3 separate regions of the Homo sapiens genome follow, and regions 1 and 3 are each linked to region 2. Evidence: chromatin loops called from intact Hi-C (ENCODE). Cell type or tissue: PC-9. All regions are shown on one strand. Each heading gives the region's core, and the rest is flanking DNA. Links, peaks and the distances in the headings are about the cores only.

Evidence for each region. Hi-C counts contacts between places; a loop is a spot of excess contacts. Peaks named below come from ENCODE experiments on the same cell type or tissue, not always from the same donor. Only the 100,000 strongest peaks of a DNase experiment are listed, where the experiment ranks them.
Region 1: it touches region 2 in a loop (2.8-fold over the local background); 10 of 110 quality-filtered maps call a loop at or near these places.
Region 3: it touches region 2 in a loop (6-fold over the local background); 6 of 110 quality-filtered maps call a loop at or near these places.

The regions. Positions count from the first base shown.
Region 1 is chr3:150,235,991-150,241,952 of GRCh38, reverse strand. It overlaps LINC01213 (long intergenic non-protein coding RNA 1213), which reads right to left and starts at 3,434. Exons shown (of 3, transcript NR_110168.1): 1 at 3,351-3,434; 2 at 2,955-3,018; 3 at 1,747-2,073. It also overlaps the pseudogene LOC124906376. In PC-9, for the core only: CTCF peaks have their summits at 2,571 and 2,773 (motif pointing left); DNase peaks (open chromatin) are centred at 3,372 and 4,272; H3K4me3 peaks cover 2,547 bases; H3K27ac peaks cover 2,607 bases.
Region 2 is chr3:150,283,364-150,289,325 of GRCh38, reverse strand. The region is part of intron 2 of LINC01214 (long intergenic non-protein coding RNA 1214); the gene reads left to right. Among named protein-coding and RNA genes, the nearest start is that of LINC01214, 37 kb to the left of the region's middle. In PC-9, for the core only: CTCF peaks have their summits at 2,386 and 2,587 (motif pointing left); no DNase peak of the experiment used is centred there; H3K27ac peaks cover 524 bases.
Region 3 is chr3:150,342,294-150,348,255 of GRCh38, reverse strand. It overlaps LOC107986141 (a long non-coding RNA gene), which reads right to left. Exons shown (of 3, transcript XR_001740958.1): 2 at 1-878. It overlaps LOC107986142 (a long non-coding RNA gene), which reads left to right and starts at 4,586. Exons shown (of 3, transcript XR_001740959.3): 1 at 4,586-5,218; 2 at 5,301-5,962. In PC-9, for the core only: no CTCF peak of the experiment used is centred there; DNase peaks (open chromatin) are centred at 1,045 and 2,955; H3K4me3 peaks cover 1,407 bases; H3K27ac peaks cover 4,439 bases.

The sequences.
Region 1 (5,962 bases), core at 553-5,552, 48 kb after region 2:
GATCAGGGCAAATATTTTGAGATATCAGGGGTAACTATAATGTTATATGAAACTATCTTGATTTCTATTGGTGACTAAGCCACAGGTACCAATAAGACTACTGTAGTTTGTTACCATATTTAAACTGATAAGAACAGATACTCCACTTGATCTTAGCTAAAAGGCCGAGAAGCGATGTTACCATATTTAAAATAGAAAACTTGCTAAATTTCAGAGAGAGGTTAGTGGAAATAGTGATTCCTCCTCCAGTCCAACTAGTCTGTGAACCCTTTGGATTATGTCCAGGGACCCCAGTAATAAACCTTGGACAAATTTGAATGTAGAGACCTCTGAGCTATCAGGTGTAATATTCCCACCACTAATTCTCCACTTAGAGAATTCCTGAGGCGGCCGGGCACAGTGTAATCCCAACACTTTGGGTGGCCGAGGCGGGTGGATTGCTTGAGCTCAGGAGTTCGAGACTGGCCTGGGCAACATGGCAAAGCCCCGTCTCCACTAAAAAAAATAAAAATAAAAATACAAAAATTAGCTGGGCATGGTGGTGCCTGTAATCCCAGCTACTTGGGAGGCTGAGGCAGGAGAATCCCTTGAACGCAGGAGGTAGAGGTTGCAGTGGGCTAAGATCGTGCCACTGCACTCCAGCCTGGGAGACAGAGTGAGACTCTGTCCCCCACCCCCACCCCCCACCAAAAAAAAGGAAAAGAAAAGAAAGAATTCCTGAGGCAGAAGAAAAGGGTCTTATATGGATTGCTTTGTTTGGTGTGAGACTGCCTTGCCCTTCTCTTCAAACAGAGGATCTTCTTTACTATTAGAGCTTTTTCCTCAAGGGTCACATGGGGTTTAAACACATTCTCTGGTCTAGAAAGTGCGCACCCCTGCGGATGTGAGGAAATGGGAGCCTACCCAGGTGAAGCCACCTGACCCACATAAATAAACAGTGGGAAAGGCCATCCACATTTTCTATCCCTGGCAAGTTGAAAAGTTAAGGTGGCCCCAAACTCTTGCTAGATCTGACATGAACCAGAGGTTGAATCTGGGACATACAGTCTGGGACTCTGTTGTCTAGCGGGGTTGAACTCAGCTCCCACCGGCACCAGATAAGCTTAGAAATTTTCTGCAGGCTTCGGTAGGGGAGATGCTAAAGAGCAAAATGACCCCTAAGCCTATCTGGTGTTAGTGGGAGCTGCTTTAACAGTGTATCATCTAAATATTTGTTGGTGCTAGATGTTCTGCTTTGTTGTTGGCTCAGTACTAGATAACAAAATCACAGATGTGTGAGAGGCATGTGTGCTTGGAGGTGGAAGCTGGGTAAGAAGAGACATTTTAGGCTGGGAGCGGTGGCTCACAGCCGTAATCCCAGCACTGTGGGAGGCCGAGGCAGGCAGATCACCTGAGGTCAGGAGTTTGAGACCAGCCTGGCCAATATGGTGAAACCTCATCTCTACTAAAAATACAAAAATTAGCTGGGCGTGGCAGCGGATGCCTGTAATCCCAGCTACTTGGGAGGCTGAGGCAGGAGAATCACTTGAACCTGGGTGGAGGTTGCAGTGAGCCAAGATCAAGCCATTGCACTCCAGCCTGGCGGACAAGAGCAAAACTCCGTCTCAAAAAAAAAAAAAAAAAAAAAAGAAGAGACATTTTAGAAAATATTGCCATTGAGATAATGTGCCTCTGACATATTACAATTTAAATTCACACTGTAATTTGGCTTATATTCTCTATGAGAGCATTAAAGTTGATTCCTTATTTGAATTGCAATTTCACTTCTTTATTTACTCAGAGATGATCACAGAAGGGTTCCCTAGAATTACTTAATGCTAGAAAAATAGCTCCCAAGAGTCAATCAAATTAACCATCCCTTCCTAACAATATAGAATCCAGCATACTTTGGTTCTCTCATTTGACATTTTGCATGATGACAGTTGCAGAATTTGACTTCTGGGCATTTTGGTTTCTCCCCAATTTAGGAGAATGCCCAGAATGCAGAAACATGAGAAGAATGAACAAAACAAAGATGACTTTATAGGTCTCCTTTGAAGAGCTTTGCATTTCTTCCAATTGCTTTCTCCCAGACTAAAAAAAAAAAAAAATTACCTCAGTAATATATTCTCGGGTAAAAATATAAACAATATAGAAGCAAACTGAGCAGAAAGTGAAAGTCCTTCTTTGCCATCCTCCAATCCCACTTCCCTCCCCAGAAGTTAAGAATCTTTCCAGACCCTTTTTCTATGTGTTTATATATGTGCATGTATATAGATGCACAAAAATACATGACCGCAAGCAAGATGCATATATTTCTTTACATAAATGGGAACGTATACACTATATATATTTTCCTATGACTTGCTTTTTTATTTACTAATATTTCTTGGATATCTCTCTACATATAAAGCTATCTTATTTTTTTTTTAAAACTACATATTATTCCATAATATATATGAATGTACTGCGTTTGTTTAAGCAATGTCTATGGATAGACATTCAGGTTGCATGCAGCTTGGGTTTTCTGATTTGTTTGTTTTGTTGCTATTAGAAACAGTAATCCAAATTTATTCTACCTCCTTTAAGCTGATAAAAACCATCCCTAGATGTGGATTTTCTCTCTCTATTTCTGCAGCAATAAGAGTGCAGATGGGTAGGAAAGGGAGAGAATGCAATTCCTTTTCTTCCTTCTGACCACCTTCTTCCCACCTTCCACCTCCCACTTCCTTCCTGTCCACAATATACAAAAAGAGAGCTCCCTCTACTGGGAATGCCATTGCCTTCCTCCCGCTCACCTGGGTAACTCCTTTCTTCCTGCAAATTGCACCTCACTCCATCTCCCCAAGGTCTCCAGCTCACCACCTGGGAGGTCAAGGGCCTTCCTTCATGTTCTTTTGGCCCTCTCTGTATCCGACATCATATTAAAGTTACCCATCCAGACACCGGCCCCTGAGGGGAGAGAAGGAACTCACCGTGTATCCTCAGCACCTAGCACCCGATCAGCTGCGGCAGGAGCCCAGGGGCATACCTGGTGACCTGAAATGAAGGACCTCCAAGTGAATAGATCTTCACATAGTGTGCACTTGGTTTAGTTACCATTAAATCCATGTTGAAGCCAACAGCATTAAATGATGAATCACCTGGATAACATCGGAGCCTCGGACAAGGTGTGCAGACTAAGAACAGGATTTCAGAAATGTTAAAATAACACACATCAATGCCAGCATTCGCCGGTCCTTTCTATGGCCTTCCCCACACTCATCACATTGGTAGGGATCACTCTGATATTGGCAGCAGGCTTCTGCCAACTGAAAAAGAGCAATACCTGTTCTGCAGGTTCTATTTTTAATTTTTATTAACATTTTTACCTGTGCCCTGCTTGATCTCTCTCAGGCAGGCTGTTCTGATAAAACCAGTTTCGTTATGTCCTTTCCCTGGTGCATTTCTGCCCAGAGGGAAGGCTAAGCACACAGAAGAGCCCGGAGACAGTTCCATCTGGAGTAGCCAGCGGGTCAGACCACAGGGCTAATCCTGAAACTAGACCATCAGGTATCTTGGAGATCAGCTAGTCAGTACTGGAGAAAAGGGTGGCTTGGAAGAGATGGATCTCATTTTATGGAAAGCACAACAAACACTGGTTCCACCCTGCCACCAGCTTGCTGCTCCCTAACTCAACTTGTAGAGAAATTCTGAAGAAAACTGGCAATCAGCCAAAACTTCCCACTCCGGCTTGTACAGCTGAACTCTGATATCCACACAGCCGCCCCAACAGTGAAAGAGAAGGAAGAGGGATGAGGAAAGGAGGTAGTGGAAGGAGCGGTGTGGACTGGTTCTTCTTCCTACCCTTCATTCTACAGAGAAGCACACTGACACCCACAGAGGTGAAGGGTCTGAGCCCCTCACTGTTGAGTTGGCGGCAGCCCTCTGGGAATTCAGCCCTCCTCCGTGCCAGTCTCCATGCTGTTCCTATGCCCTGCATGTTGAATAGGTACAGTAGTTATCGACCACACTTCTGGTATAATCTATGGCTAGGTGAGGGATCTACTAGGCCTTAAATGCCTCCTCCACTTGATTTGCCAATTTCCCATATAAAATAATGGTTTTATTCATTGGTTCTTTTATAAATGCAAATACCCCTGGGAGAGGCAACATAGCCTTAAAGGATTCATTAAATCTTTTCTGCAAAGTAGATGAACCATAGTTCATGACCTGGTCTGGCTGCTCCTACAGCTGTAAACTCCCACTGACCCAGATTCTTCCTGGCAGCCCACAGGAAGATGAGTGTGCGATGACTGGCAGATTAGCTCTTTCAGGTGGAAGACTGCCAGAGAGATGTGCCAGCACTCTCCTTGGCGGCAGAGGGTGGGAGAGCTTGCCTGGGAGTGAGGTGTATCCTCAGGCTCCTAAATCACCTGTGTGTGTCCATGCCCCCTCCTTCTCTCCTTGCGGTGGATTCCTTAGGTCTTTGCCAACTCCAAAAGCAGGGGTGCCTTCAAACCCTGACAGCTGCGCTGATCTGGTGGCTCTACCTTTAATAGCTATTTTAGGTTCCTTCTAAACCTTGTCGAGTCTCCACACTTCTACTTAGTTGGAGGCACCTAGAGTGAAAAACAATGTATATACAGTAGCCCCCATTATCTGCAGGGGTATGCCTGAAACTGCAGATAGTACAGAACTTTATACAGACTATATATTTTCCTATACATACCTATGATAAAGTTTAATTTAAACACTAGGCACAGTAAGAGATTGGCAGCAATAACTATAAAATAGAACGATTATAACAATATACTCTAATAAAATTTATGTGTATGTGGTCTCTCTCTGTTTCTTAAAATATCTTATAATACTGTCCTGCAGGTAACTGAAACCACAGAAAGCAAAACTGTGGATTACGGTGGGGGAACTATCGTACCACGTATACTACAGCAGCTACAAATGCTAGGAAGATTGTTTAAAGAAGCCTGGCCCCCCTCTTCCTCTTCGAGTTCCCTTGTGAGGATGAATAAAGGAAAGTAATGCATCCAAAGCTCACTGAGCTCCTTGGGGAGAGGGGGTATGAATGCCCAGATTCCGTGGTTTTACACCGGGCATTTAATAATACCACTGACAGCTAGACTTTCTCCTCCCTAACAGAATTTGATTGCATGAATCACCCAAAGGTCTTCTTTGCAAGAGAATTTTTTAAAAGTCAATGAAAGTGGAAAACATCATAGTCTTCCAATAATGACTGACAACAGGCAAGGTTCTGCTAAAACTGGGGGAGGGGGTACAATTCCTATGGGACATGGAGAGTTATTCCTCTCTGGAAAGTCTCAGAGACCAGAGAGGTAATGGGAAACACAAAAGCGAGTTTGACTACTGAAATTTAATAAGGCCTGACATTTCTGTGCCTAATCCTCATATATATTCCATTATGGTGATTTTCAAGACAGGCCACCAGAATGAGGCTGTCTTATGCATACAAAAGGGAGGCAGAAGGCAAGGGGAAGGAGGGGCTGTACTCACTATAAAAATAAGAGCAATCACAAATAATCTCAACAAAACTTTTGGAAAAACCAGTACTGATTTCCATTTCTCAAGAAATTCTCCCTTTAAATTATTCTGCCAGGCTCCAGTGAAATCCTAAATCAAGTTTTTTATAGGCTTAAAACACAAAATCCAATGTAAAACTAAACATTTTAAAAATAGGTACATGAAATGACATTATGGAAAACCAGGAGAAAGAAAGTTTGGTAAGTCAACTCTTTCTAAAATATTTCAGCCTGCCTGGATCTCTAGACAAGGAAGGAATTCAGAACCCAGCTGCATAGCTTCTCTCTGTGGCTGGTCAGGCATTCTTCAGTGGCTCTGGTGGCAAAAAAGCTTAAAACTTGCTTCAAAAAAACAAGCAGCTCCCATCCGGGACTGTTAGAACTCTGAAAACCAGGCCTGTGTTCACACTGGCCCAATCAGTGAAAGATTACATGTCTCATATAAG
Region 2 (5,962 bases), core at 394-5,393:
TTTGCCTCCCTATGTAAACTTCAGAATCAGTTTGTTGGTCACCACAAAGTAACTTTCTGGACTACTTTATTGAAATTGCATTGAATCTGTAGATCAACTTGGGAAGAACTGATATTTTAACAACACTGAGTCTTCTTATCCATGAACATGGAATATCTCTTCATTTATTAGTGATCTACTTTGATTTCTTTCATTAGAGTTTTGTAGTTTTCTTCTTGTACCCATGAGATCTTATAGATATTTTGTTAAATTCATACATAAATATTTTATGTCTTTTATTTGCTATTTAATGTTGTTCTGAGCTTAAAAATTAAAATGTAAATTTTACCATTCATCTCATATCATGCAATTCCAGTTTTAAGTGCAAACATAAAACATTTAATTCATATGTAGAATCACCAGAATTACACAGTGGAAAATCTGTACCGAATGTATGTCCGTGAAAACAGCCCAGCTGGTAAATGAGAAGTGGTGGAGATGCAGGTAGTACAGCTGATCACAGAAGGATGTTAACTAACTAGAGAACAAAGAATACTTCAGCTGGAAAGGAAATAATGTTGATCTCTAGTTCAAGAAACAAGGTCCCAAATGAAAAGTGGCCAGGGTCACACAGGTAAAGAGTGATGAGAACCTCTCTTACCATCCAAGCAGCATTGTTGAAATTCACTATGTGATATTAGTTCAGGTTTCTTATATACTGGATTTCAGTTCTGCTGACATTCAAAATTTTATTGAGCTTGACTAGATACTTCTGGGAATATTCAGATATACACACTGTGAGTCCAAGTAGAATCCCAAAGCAGTTACAACTGTCACAGATGTAGCAATACCTTTGTCCCCAAAACTTGTTGAAGGAGAGACTGAATTAGAACTAGTCACACTGACATGTTTTTAATATTAGGCATTGATTTCTGCTGGGAAATATAAGAGGCATCTTCCTTCATGGGGGAGAAAAGTGACGGGTGTGTATGTGTTCTTGGCAGGAGTTTTTGCCATCTGAGCCAGGCTCAGATGGGGAGAACATCAGATTCAGAAGAGACCTCAGAGATAAACTCATTCAGTGGCTTTTAAACTGTGTTCTAGGGATCCACACGCATTTCATTACATTTATTTTATTATTTGAAAAACTAAGTTAAAAAAGGCTTACTACTCAAATGTGTTACAGATCAAGGCTTGATGTGGTAGAAATCACAGATCATGATAATCTTCAAATGTCTCATGAGGAAATGCCATACACAGTAACTTATGAAAGAGGTATACTACTTTTATCTGTGCTATGCATTGGGGAGCCATACAAGACTTCATTTTACGAAAGGATTCCCTTGCATAAAGTTAAGTTTGAAAACCACTGATCTATTCATCCCCCTCCAAATAAGCCTCTAAGAACTGTTGATAGATTCATAATACATGTTTAACAAATTTCAGCCATCATTATTTCCTACAGATAGAGAAATTGAGGCCTAGGTTGACTAAATGACTTGCCCAACACATCCAGATATTTAGCAGCAAAGCCAGAATTTTACCTGTGTCTTAACTCCTAGATCATTTTTCCTTTCACTCTATTGCAACCTCCAGATTCCATCCCCAACAAAACAGCTATGATATTAAGTCTTCCAGGCATAGGCTGTATTTACTGTCCCTTTGATCTATCCTTTTCTTAGTCCTGGGAGCCAAGAGGGGAAAAGAGAAAGAGAGAGAGAGAGAGAAAGAGAGAGAGAGAGAGAGAGAGAGAGATCTCACCAGAGGACTCACCAAGATGTTCTTATTTTGACATCTTTAACGTTGAAAAGGGACAAAAAAGTGACAATCCTGCTTTTAAATGTTTATCCCATTTTCCTTATAAAAACACTTATATGTGGCAGACCATGTATCCTAAATTTTGATCAGAAATGTGATCTTTCTTTCAGTGGTCCCAAAGATAACCAATTGTTTAGAGCCTAGAGGAAAGGGAAGAACCCACATCTACCATGAATGAATAAATGGTGAGTTCTGACCATCATCCTCCAACTCTTTTTTTTTTTTCCCAACTCTACAAACTGTGGCACTACACACAAATTTAAGGTATCCACAAACCCCACTTTTGAAAACTTTTGTCACTTATGCAGCCTGTTCTGAAGATACTTTCAAACCATTCCTTCTCCCTCCTTCTCCCATTCTCTATACATCGACATACCCTTGTCTATGCCTGTCTTTCTAGTCTTTGAACACCTCCAAATTCAGGCTTAGAGCAACAAATGAGTAAATGAGGAAAAAATTAAAGCCGTAAACCTCTTTACAAAGGCTTATATATATGATTAGAATATTATTGTAATATCTACATGGCAAATAATAGGAACTCAATAAATACTTGAATTAATAAATTTGTTTTACATATTTTTACTGAATATTTCTTATTTTCTGCCTACATGTTAAAGTGATTGTTGAAAAGTACACAGATTGATAAAATGAATAACTCAGTAAGCAAAGCTGCCTTTATAGGGAGGTTCGGCCCATGCCCCGCAACACTAGGCTACTTACTGGTGGATTTTAGTGATGGTGATGAGTGAGTTACCTGAATTCAGCCATCTTTAACCTACTCCCCCTTGTGGTTAGTGTGAGACATTTTAAGGTGTCTGGTGTGGCTTTCACTCCTTTAACACTATGTTCTGACCTAGAGATAAAATAATTCACGGACAAAACCAAACTCAAAACCAAAACATTTTAAGAGCGGACTAGTCTAATGTGAATGCGGAAAGACCTAGAGAGCCAGGCCCTTTTCTCTTGATCTCTTTCTTTCCTAAGCAGCTCCTTCACCTTCATCAAGACTCAGCTCAGGACAAACCCCTTCCAGAAAGTTTGTTCTGGTTTCTTGCTCTGTGAGTTTGGGGCCTCACCTTGTGACTGCCTTTATCAAAGAGCCTATCACTCTGTGTCTCTGCTCACTAGGTAGGTATCCCCAGTGGACTGTAAACAACCGGAGGTGGGGGCAGGAACTGTGTCTTGCATTTCTTTATTCCAAAATGTCTTCTTTTGCCAGCTATAGAGTAGATGTTCAGTAAATGTTTGTTGAAATAAATAAGTGGTTCTTGCCACTAAAAACTTTAGACAATTGGCATAATATCTCAGGTTGCAGTTTTCTCATTTATAATCTTAGAGATTTAGGACTTTAAGTCCCTAAAGAGTCTGTGTGTCTGGAATTACATTTATTATCAAAATATTCTGTAAGAATTGGTCCCCTTTTGACTTTCAAGTTCTTTTATTTGGGGTCTTTTGAATATCTTTTTGGCTCTATAGAATTGTATGTCATGGTATGTTAATATTGGAGGTGGGAATGGAAAATAGCCCAGCAGTTACTAGCAAAGATGGCATTGAAGAGATTTCTTCATAAGTAATTGTCTGAATGATTATTTTCCAAAGAAAATCATACATTCCATATAGACCTCAAATAAGTTTTTACTTACATTTTTTATTCCATTTGAAGACATACCAGCTTGTGGAGAGGTCTAGAAGTATTTCTCCTCTTGGCTTGGAATTCCCAACATATCAAGTTTTAATAATATTTGACTCAGGACCACAAAGCATTATTTAGCAAATATACAGTTTGTGTTGAAGACATTTGAGGAAACCAGACCACAGGAAGAAAAATACTGCATGATCTCACTTATATACGAAATCTTTTCAAACACTGAATAAATAGAAATGGAGAGTATAATGGCGATTGGGGTGGGAGGATGGGGGAAATGGGCAGATGTAGGTTAAAGGGGACAAAGTTGCAGTTATATAGGATGAATTGGTGTAGAGATCTAATGAATAACGTGAGGAAGACAGCTAAAAATATTACAAACTGGAAATTTGCTAAGAGAGATTTTTAGGTGCTTTTACCACACACACAAAAGTAAGTATGTGAGAGGATAGATATGTTAGTTTACTTGACTATAGTAATCACTTTATTGTATGTGTGTATATCAAAACATTGTGCTGTACATCTTAAATATATACAATAAAGAAAGTGTTCAAGCTGCCCAAGATCTAGAAGACATCAGAGAGGATTGTATACAAGTCTGGCAGTGAGGCCAAGTGAGAATTCGTTGTCTCATCCCATGTCTCTCTTTTGTTTTTGTGAGAATTTGGGTCCATCTGAGGCAGAGAGTGGTGTGCTCTAAGGATACTGAAAGCTGGAACTTTTGTTCTCCTAAAATAGGAAGCACTCAGAAGTGGGAATGTTTTCAGGAGACAGTCCTTTCAGAAATGAGGTAAAAATTTTTCAAATTAAAAAAAAATTTTGGAGGCCATGGAAAGAAACTGATATTTTTAATGAACCAAGTTAGGACAGGAGGACTCTTCAACTGGTCAGAAAATAGAATTTTAAGTAAAGGGAAGAAAAATAACTGTAGATATCAGGATGTTTGTTGTTAAGCAATAATTTTGGGGTGTGTATGTGTGTGGTATTGTTGTTGTTGTTGTTGTTTTTTGAGCCTTACTGCTAGTTTGTAAAGATGGACTTTTCGATTATAAAGAAAACTGCAGGCCAGGCATGGTGGCTCATGCCTGTAATCCCAGTGCTTTGGGAGGCAGAGGCGGGCGAATCACCTGAGGTCAAGAGTTCGAGACAAGCCTGACCAACATGGAGAAATCCCATCTCTACTAAAAAATACAATATTAGCCAGGCGTGGTGGCACGTGCTGTAATCCCAGCTACTTGGGAGGTTGAGGCAGGAGAATTGCTTGAACCCGGGAGGCAGAGGTTGAGGTGAGCCGAGATCGCACCATTGCACTCCAGTCTGGGCAACAAGAGCAAAACTCCATCTCAAAAAAAAAAAAAAGAAAAAGAAAACTGCAGTTTGAAATGTAAAATGACCCTATAATGAGGCCTGAATTTGCCTTTACTGCAGTCTTTTCAGGAATATAGGCACAGGTTAATCTGTGTGTACAGGATTATGTTAGCCTCTGAGAGACTCTGGGAAAGGGTTGTTCTATTAAAGTCATAAAGGCTCTTGTTTTCCTTCAAAGCGTATTTTTTTCTATGTAGAAAATCTACCAGAAAACCTTACCAAATTCCTCAGGATGGCAAAAAGAGTTATCTTAGATCTTCTATTCATGTTTGGGAATTCTAATAAACTGAATTCATGTTTATTTGTTTGTTTTGTTTTAAATTTTTGTGAGTACATCGTACATCTATATAGTTATAGTGTACATGAAATATTTTGATATAGACATACAATGCATAATAATCACATCCGGGTAAATAGGATATCCATCATCTCAAGCATTTATTCTTCTTTGTGTTTCAAACAGTCCAATTATAGTCTTTTAGTTATTTTTAAATGTACAATAAATTATTGTTGATAGTAGTCACTCTGTCATGCTATCAAATACTAAATTTTATTCCTTCTATCTAATTATATTTTTGTACCCATTAACCATCCCCACTTACCCCTCACCCCCACTGCCAAACTATCCTTTTCAGTCTCTGGTAACCATCATTCTACTATCTCCATGAGTTCAATTGTTTTTATTTTTAAATCCCACAGATAAGTGAGAACAGGCAAAAGTTTGTCTTTCTGTGCCTGGCTTATTTCACTTAACATAATGACCTCCAGTTCCATCCGTGTTGTTGCAAATGACAGGATATTATTCTTTTTTACGGCTGAATAGTACTCCATTGTGTATATGTACATTTTCTTTATCCATTCATTTGTTGATGGATGCTTAGGTTGCTTTCAAATTTTAGGTATTGTAAACAGTGCTGCAACAAACGTAGAAATGCAGACATCTTTTCAATATACTGATCTCCTTTCTTTTGGGTATATACCTAGCAGTGGGATTGCTGGATCATATCGTAGCTCTATTTTTAGTTTTTTGAGGAAACTCCAAACTGTTCTCCACGGTGATTGTACTAATTTACATTCCTACCAACAGTGTACAAGGGTTGCCTTTTCTCCACGTCCTTGCCAGCATTTGTTATTGCCTATCTTTGGATATAA
Region 3 (5,962 bases), core at 553-5,552, 59 kb before region 2:
AGACTTGGGCCCTGTCCCTGAGGAGGAAATAGAACATAAACCAACTTCCACTTTATGATTGACAAGTTCCCTGATTGGAGGTACTTATAGGAGTGGTGGTGGTCTGAGTGAATCAGGATTGAAATATCAATGTGTCTTATCAGCTGTCACAAGTAAATTGTTGTTATTAATAGTGAAGTGCCAGCATTTGAAAATTATTTTTTAAAATAGGATAACATGTATTCCTGTGATAATTTCAACCTCACTTGCATCCTAATTTGCTTGTGAGACAGAAAAGTGTGGAGATTAAGCTGTTTCACTGAGAATTGTGCGTGACGCTGGACACACCCATGGTAGGTTCTCTTGTGAATGTGATCTGGTGCATATCCCAGGGAGCTGAACATTTTGTACAATCAGGGTACAAGAAGAGCATAATTTCTTCATTTTCTGGGGGACAATTAGAAAGTTTTCCCTAAATAGTATATGCTCCCATTTAGTGGGGTATGGTTTTCCTAGTTGCCTGGTTTCAAAATATTCATCCTTACAATGGAAGGGAAGTCAGGAAGTGATAAAACCTCCCATCTGGATTGAATACAGTTTGGGACAGTAGTTTGTGCACGGTGAGGCAGATAACACTTTGCAGATTTAGGAGACAGCTGAATCTGATGCATGTGGATGCAAGCTACTGGTAGAAGGCTTGGAGCAAATCCTTTCAATGCAGCTTGGATTTATGGGAGATTTTCAGGCGCCTGTAGGCTTTGAAGAGGCGTACAGTAGTATTTGGTTCACAAAGAGTTCACGTTTACTTCGGTTCACCTGGATTCTCACTCCCAATTGAGTTTTATTTCCAGTATGCTTGTAAACCAACTCCAGACTCGGATGCAAACTCGGCTCAATGTCTGATAGGGAGTTAAAGAGAGAAAATACAAAATGGCATAAATGAGTTTCACATGATTTCCAATCCAAGCTATGAGCTGGCTCTGGCTCGCTCAATCAGCCAGGAGCAGAAAAAGTTTTGCAAACTTCAGTGACCCTTGCAAAAAACCTGGTCTACATCCTGCCTTCAGGAGAAAACCCAGAACCGGTTAGATGTGCCCTGTTTTGGTTTCTATTACAGCTTGCCTTGCAGCCGTCCTAGGAGAGACTGTGGCCCAAGTACATTCTCCTCTTGATCTTCTAAATGTGCCCCTCTAAGGGGCAAGAAGGTTTGCTTTTATTATGGCACATAAGGCAAAAATGTGTCTTGGAATGAAGCACAGCTGAATTGCTGAGGGCAGGACTATAAAATACAATCTTTCCCAAGGATTTTCTTCCTTAGGAGCTCAAATGGCAGCCTAGCTTGACAGCAGGGGCTCTATGCTGACTTAAGTTTTTATATCATGTCAGAAAAATATAAATATAATTATCTTCCTTCGTTAAAGAACCCACAACCCAAATTTGTACAGTTAGTCAAATTTCAGTTTAAAAAATACTGAAATATGTTATTATCCTTTTAAAAGTCATCTGTACAACACTATGATATAGGGCATAAGGTTTGAGAGGGATTTTTTCTTCCTTTCTTCCTTTTTTTCCTTTCTAAGTCATATGAAGCAGAACTAGATCTGAGTGAAATCTTGCCTTTTCACGTAGTTTTTTTCCCTAGCTAAGTTAAATAAAGCACAAAAAGAGTGCATTTCCCAAGTACCTTATGAGATCCTGTCAATTTGTTTCTTCCCCTTGCTTTGAAAACCACCCCTAAAGAGATAAAATTACTTGCATCGATTCTTACAGAAAAGCAGCCAAGGTTTTATTAAAAACATTGTCCTTCGTACTCTTGCATATTTTCTTTTTCTCCCTAACATGGAAGGACATCAAATATAAAAGAAACGCAAATGTACAATACTGCCTCTTTCATCTTTGCTCAATTTCCAAAATCTTCCAACCCATCGCTTTACTTTTCTTTATTAAATTTTAAAGCCGAGCAAGTGGAATGCTGCATTTGAATTGTGAGGCTATGGGGGATGTTGGTGAGAGACTATCTGCATTGTTTCATTCAATTCTCATAAACTCTTCTCACCCTGTATTGGGATTGGCGAAATACTTTTATACCTTGGGGAAGATGTTCAAACTAATTGGTTTCCTATAGAACTCAGGATTCTGGAAGCTCATGATGCTTGATGTGACTGGATTCTTTAGTAATTAAAAAAAAAAAGATGAAAAAGTGTCATTGATACCTGGTTGAATATACAAACTTTAAAAACAAGTTCAGAGTTTTCTCTCAAATGCATACAGTGTATTACAGAGTATTTCTTGGAAGAGCAATCCTCTGAAATACACATGAAAAATAATTTGATGACTAAAAAATAATGAAAAAATGTGTGATGATCTGGATTTCTTGCTTTTTAAAATTTCCAGCTTGATAGCGTTCACTAAAACATGTCCTTTTGAAAAGCGATCTCTAAAAGCCATAGTCATGAAGCAGACTGGCAAAATAAAGGCAAAATATCTGTGATAAGTTAAATGAAAAAAAAAATTCAAAATTTTATCTTTTTTTAAAAAGACTAAAAGGAAACACATCAAAAGAATAGCCTAGAATTACTTGTCATATTTTTCTTTTTTCTATTTTCATTCTTTCTGCAATTTGGAATAATTACCTTTCTAACAACAATAATACAAAGATCAGCTATAGTCCTTATATTTTTAGTGGGTCTGATTTATCCTGGACTGCCCTGTGCTTGGAGATGCAGACCTCTGATTTTTTAAAAATATGTGCTTTAAACACAGAATAGCTTATCAGAAACTGTAATTGTGTTAGATAAAATCTCAGCCCTAAAAGAAAACAGTACTGTACGTGCCAGGATAAGCATTTTGAAACCAAATGAATAACTGAGGTTATTAGTTCAACGATGAGCACACCTGAGTTTTGAGACATATGACCCAATAGCATATGGTGAAATCCTGGATCCACAGAGAGTGTCTCATATTCACTAAACTCATCAGAATGAGCATTTAGTTCCTCTAAAGCAAGGTGCAATAAATCAGGGGAAAGCTGCAGATCCTGTCAGACCTGCTTGCATTCCTTTCCCCTCAGTGATTCCTTAGTTCAAGAGGGTTCATCCTTTGGGAATGTTTTAACACCCTTTGAAAACAGTGCCAAAGTCCAGGGCTTTGACGGCTTGATAAAACCTTATTTTAGGCCAAGTGCGGTGGCTCACGCCTGTAATCCCAACACTTTAGGAGACCGAGGCGGGCGGATCACCCGAGGTCAGGAGTTCGAGACCAGCCTGACCACCATGGTGAAACCCCGTCTCTACTAAAAATACAAAATTAGCCGGGCATGGTGGCGCATATCTGTAATCCCAGCTACTCGGGAGGCTGAGACAGGAGAATCGCTTGGACCCGGGAGTTGGAGGTTGCAGTCAGCCGAGACTGCGCCATTGTACTCCAGCCTGGGCAACAAGAGCGAAACTCTGTCTCAAAAAACAACAACAAAAAAAAACAAAAACAAAAACAACAACAACAAAAAACACACCTTATTTTATCCTGAGATGGAGAAAAATCAGCCTCTGGGAGGGGCTAAATTATCAAAGGCAATGCCATGTAGCAGCAGTAAGTTAACTAGCAGATCTTGGAGAGATGAGAGCCCCTTTGAACTTGCTGGGAAGTTTAACAGCGAGAGTGGAGATTCCTGGGAGAATATCTGTTACCAAAAGACGATAAAGAACTAGTAAGTAGCTTTCCAGCTGGATAAAAGACAGGAGATAGAATCCATCCGGCTGCAGATCCGTGTTTAATTCTTGCACTGGGGGAGGGAGTGAATGCATAGAATTTATGGGATGGCGTTGAAAATATAATAGATGCCCAAACAAGAAGTTGGGCAGATTCATTTTTCTTTTGTATTATGGACCGGAATTTAAAATGTCAGTTTGAACAGGGAATTAATTGGACTTGCTGGGATGACAAGTCATGAGCCCTTAGGGCAACTGGTGATTTACCGATGCCAAGGCCAGCTCTCTTCCTGGGGACTCTCTTTGAAGTCAGGGGATGTTGGGAACACAGGGGGTGAAGGGAGGAATGGAAATTAGGGTGAGAACGGGCTTTGTAGTGGTATCATTTCTCCAAAACAATCTAGTGCTTTTCCCTTCTTCATTCATTCAGCAAATATTTCATGACCTCTCTGTGCCTGGCACTCTGCTGGCATTTGGGATTCAAAGATGAATACAGGAGAATTCATTGCTTAAAGAGTCTGGAGGTAATTTCAAACACTGACAAATTTCCTCTTCCTATTCTTATTAAGAGGAGCAGCCTGGAAGATGCATTGCCCTGTATTTCTATAATCTTATGTCTCTAATTTAAAGACATTTCAAATTTCATATAATTTTACTCTTTTTAGTAAAGGCAATTCATTAAATACATAAGATGTTATTTGAAATGCTTTTTTTTAACCAAATAAACTCATTTATTAAAAAAGAAAATCCCCCAAGTCAGACAGAGTTTTCATTCTGATTTTGTTGTTGTTGTTTTGGTAGAGACAAGGTCGCACTATGTTGCCCTGGTTGGTCTTGAACTCCTCAGCTCAAGCAATCCTCCCACCTCGGCCTGCTGAAGTGCTGGGATTACAGGCATGAGCCACTGTGCCCAGACTAATTGTTGTTTTTTAACAATATAGTTTCTATATTGATTTCACAAGCCTCCTTTTCCATGTGTTGAAATCCATGGATTGTATTAGAAAGACATTTGACCTATTGGGGGAGATAGATTATTATTGTTTTTAAATCAATTAGACATCTAGCTAGGCTGAAAACAACCACTAAAAGGTTTTCGTTTGTTTACTTGTTTTTGCCTGGCAGCCATACCACCAAAGTACAAAGGCTTGTTTAAAAAAAAATCTGTTTTGCCTATCTAAACCTCTCTAAAAGGAAGGAAATAAAATTTTGTAACTTTCCAAGAAGTGAAAACCAATTAACATTTTAAAGTCACATTACACTCATAACCTCTAATACATTATTTTCAGAAGAGCCATTTCTGCTGAGTCAGAATATAAAATAGGATTCAAATACCTATTTCCTTAATAGATTTAAATGACTGTGACTAACAATCTCAATATTTCTTGTTTTATGGAAAAATTTTAGTTTCTCAAGGATCCCATGGGGATTGGACATGATGGTGTTTAAGGGCCTCTAACGATCCCTGCCTTGGATATGTGTAGTCCCCTCCCACACTGCATCAGGATTGGTCTGTGAATACGGCAGAAATGATGGTATGACTTTTCCTAGGCTAGATCACAAAAGACCTTGTGGCTCCTCTCTCTCTCTTTCTCATACATACATCATTCCATCCAGGGGAAGCCAGATGCTGTGTTGTGAGGACAGTCAGGCAGCCCCATGGAGAGGCCCATGTGGCAAGGCATTGAGGACTTCTGCCAATAGCCATATGAATGACCATCTTGGAAGTAGGTGCTCCAGCCCTGGATAAACCTTCAGATGACTGCAGCCCCTGCTCAGAGCTTGACTGCAACCCCATCAGAGACCCTGAGCCTGAGACACTCAGCTAAGTCACTCGGAGGTTCCTAACCTACAGAAACTGTGTGAAATAATAAATGTTTATTGTTTTAAGCCGCCAAGGTTTTGGGGTAATTTGTGATGGAGTAACAGATAACTAATACAAAGACCCTTTCAAAAGTGAGATTAATTGATTCTCTGATTCTCATACCACACTGGTAATAGCTGCCATGTGAAATATTCTTACTGGAAGCCATGGGAAGTTTTAAATCTCTCCAGATTCCTGCACATTGCTTGCATTAATTAATACATATACCTGTGTATATCCATATATACAAAGTTAATGCATTTTTTTCTAAACATTTTTTGAAATTTATTTTCAATTTTAAAGACAATATATGCTTATTAAAGAAAATGTGAGGGGAACGTTAAAAAAGATTACCCATAGTTCTAACACCCATAGTTCTAACATCTATAGTTAGCACATTTGAGTGTACTTCTCT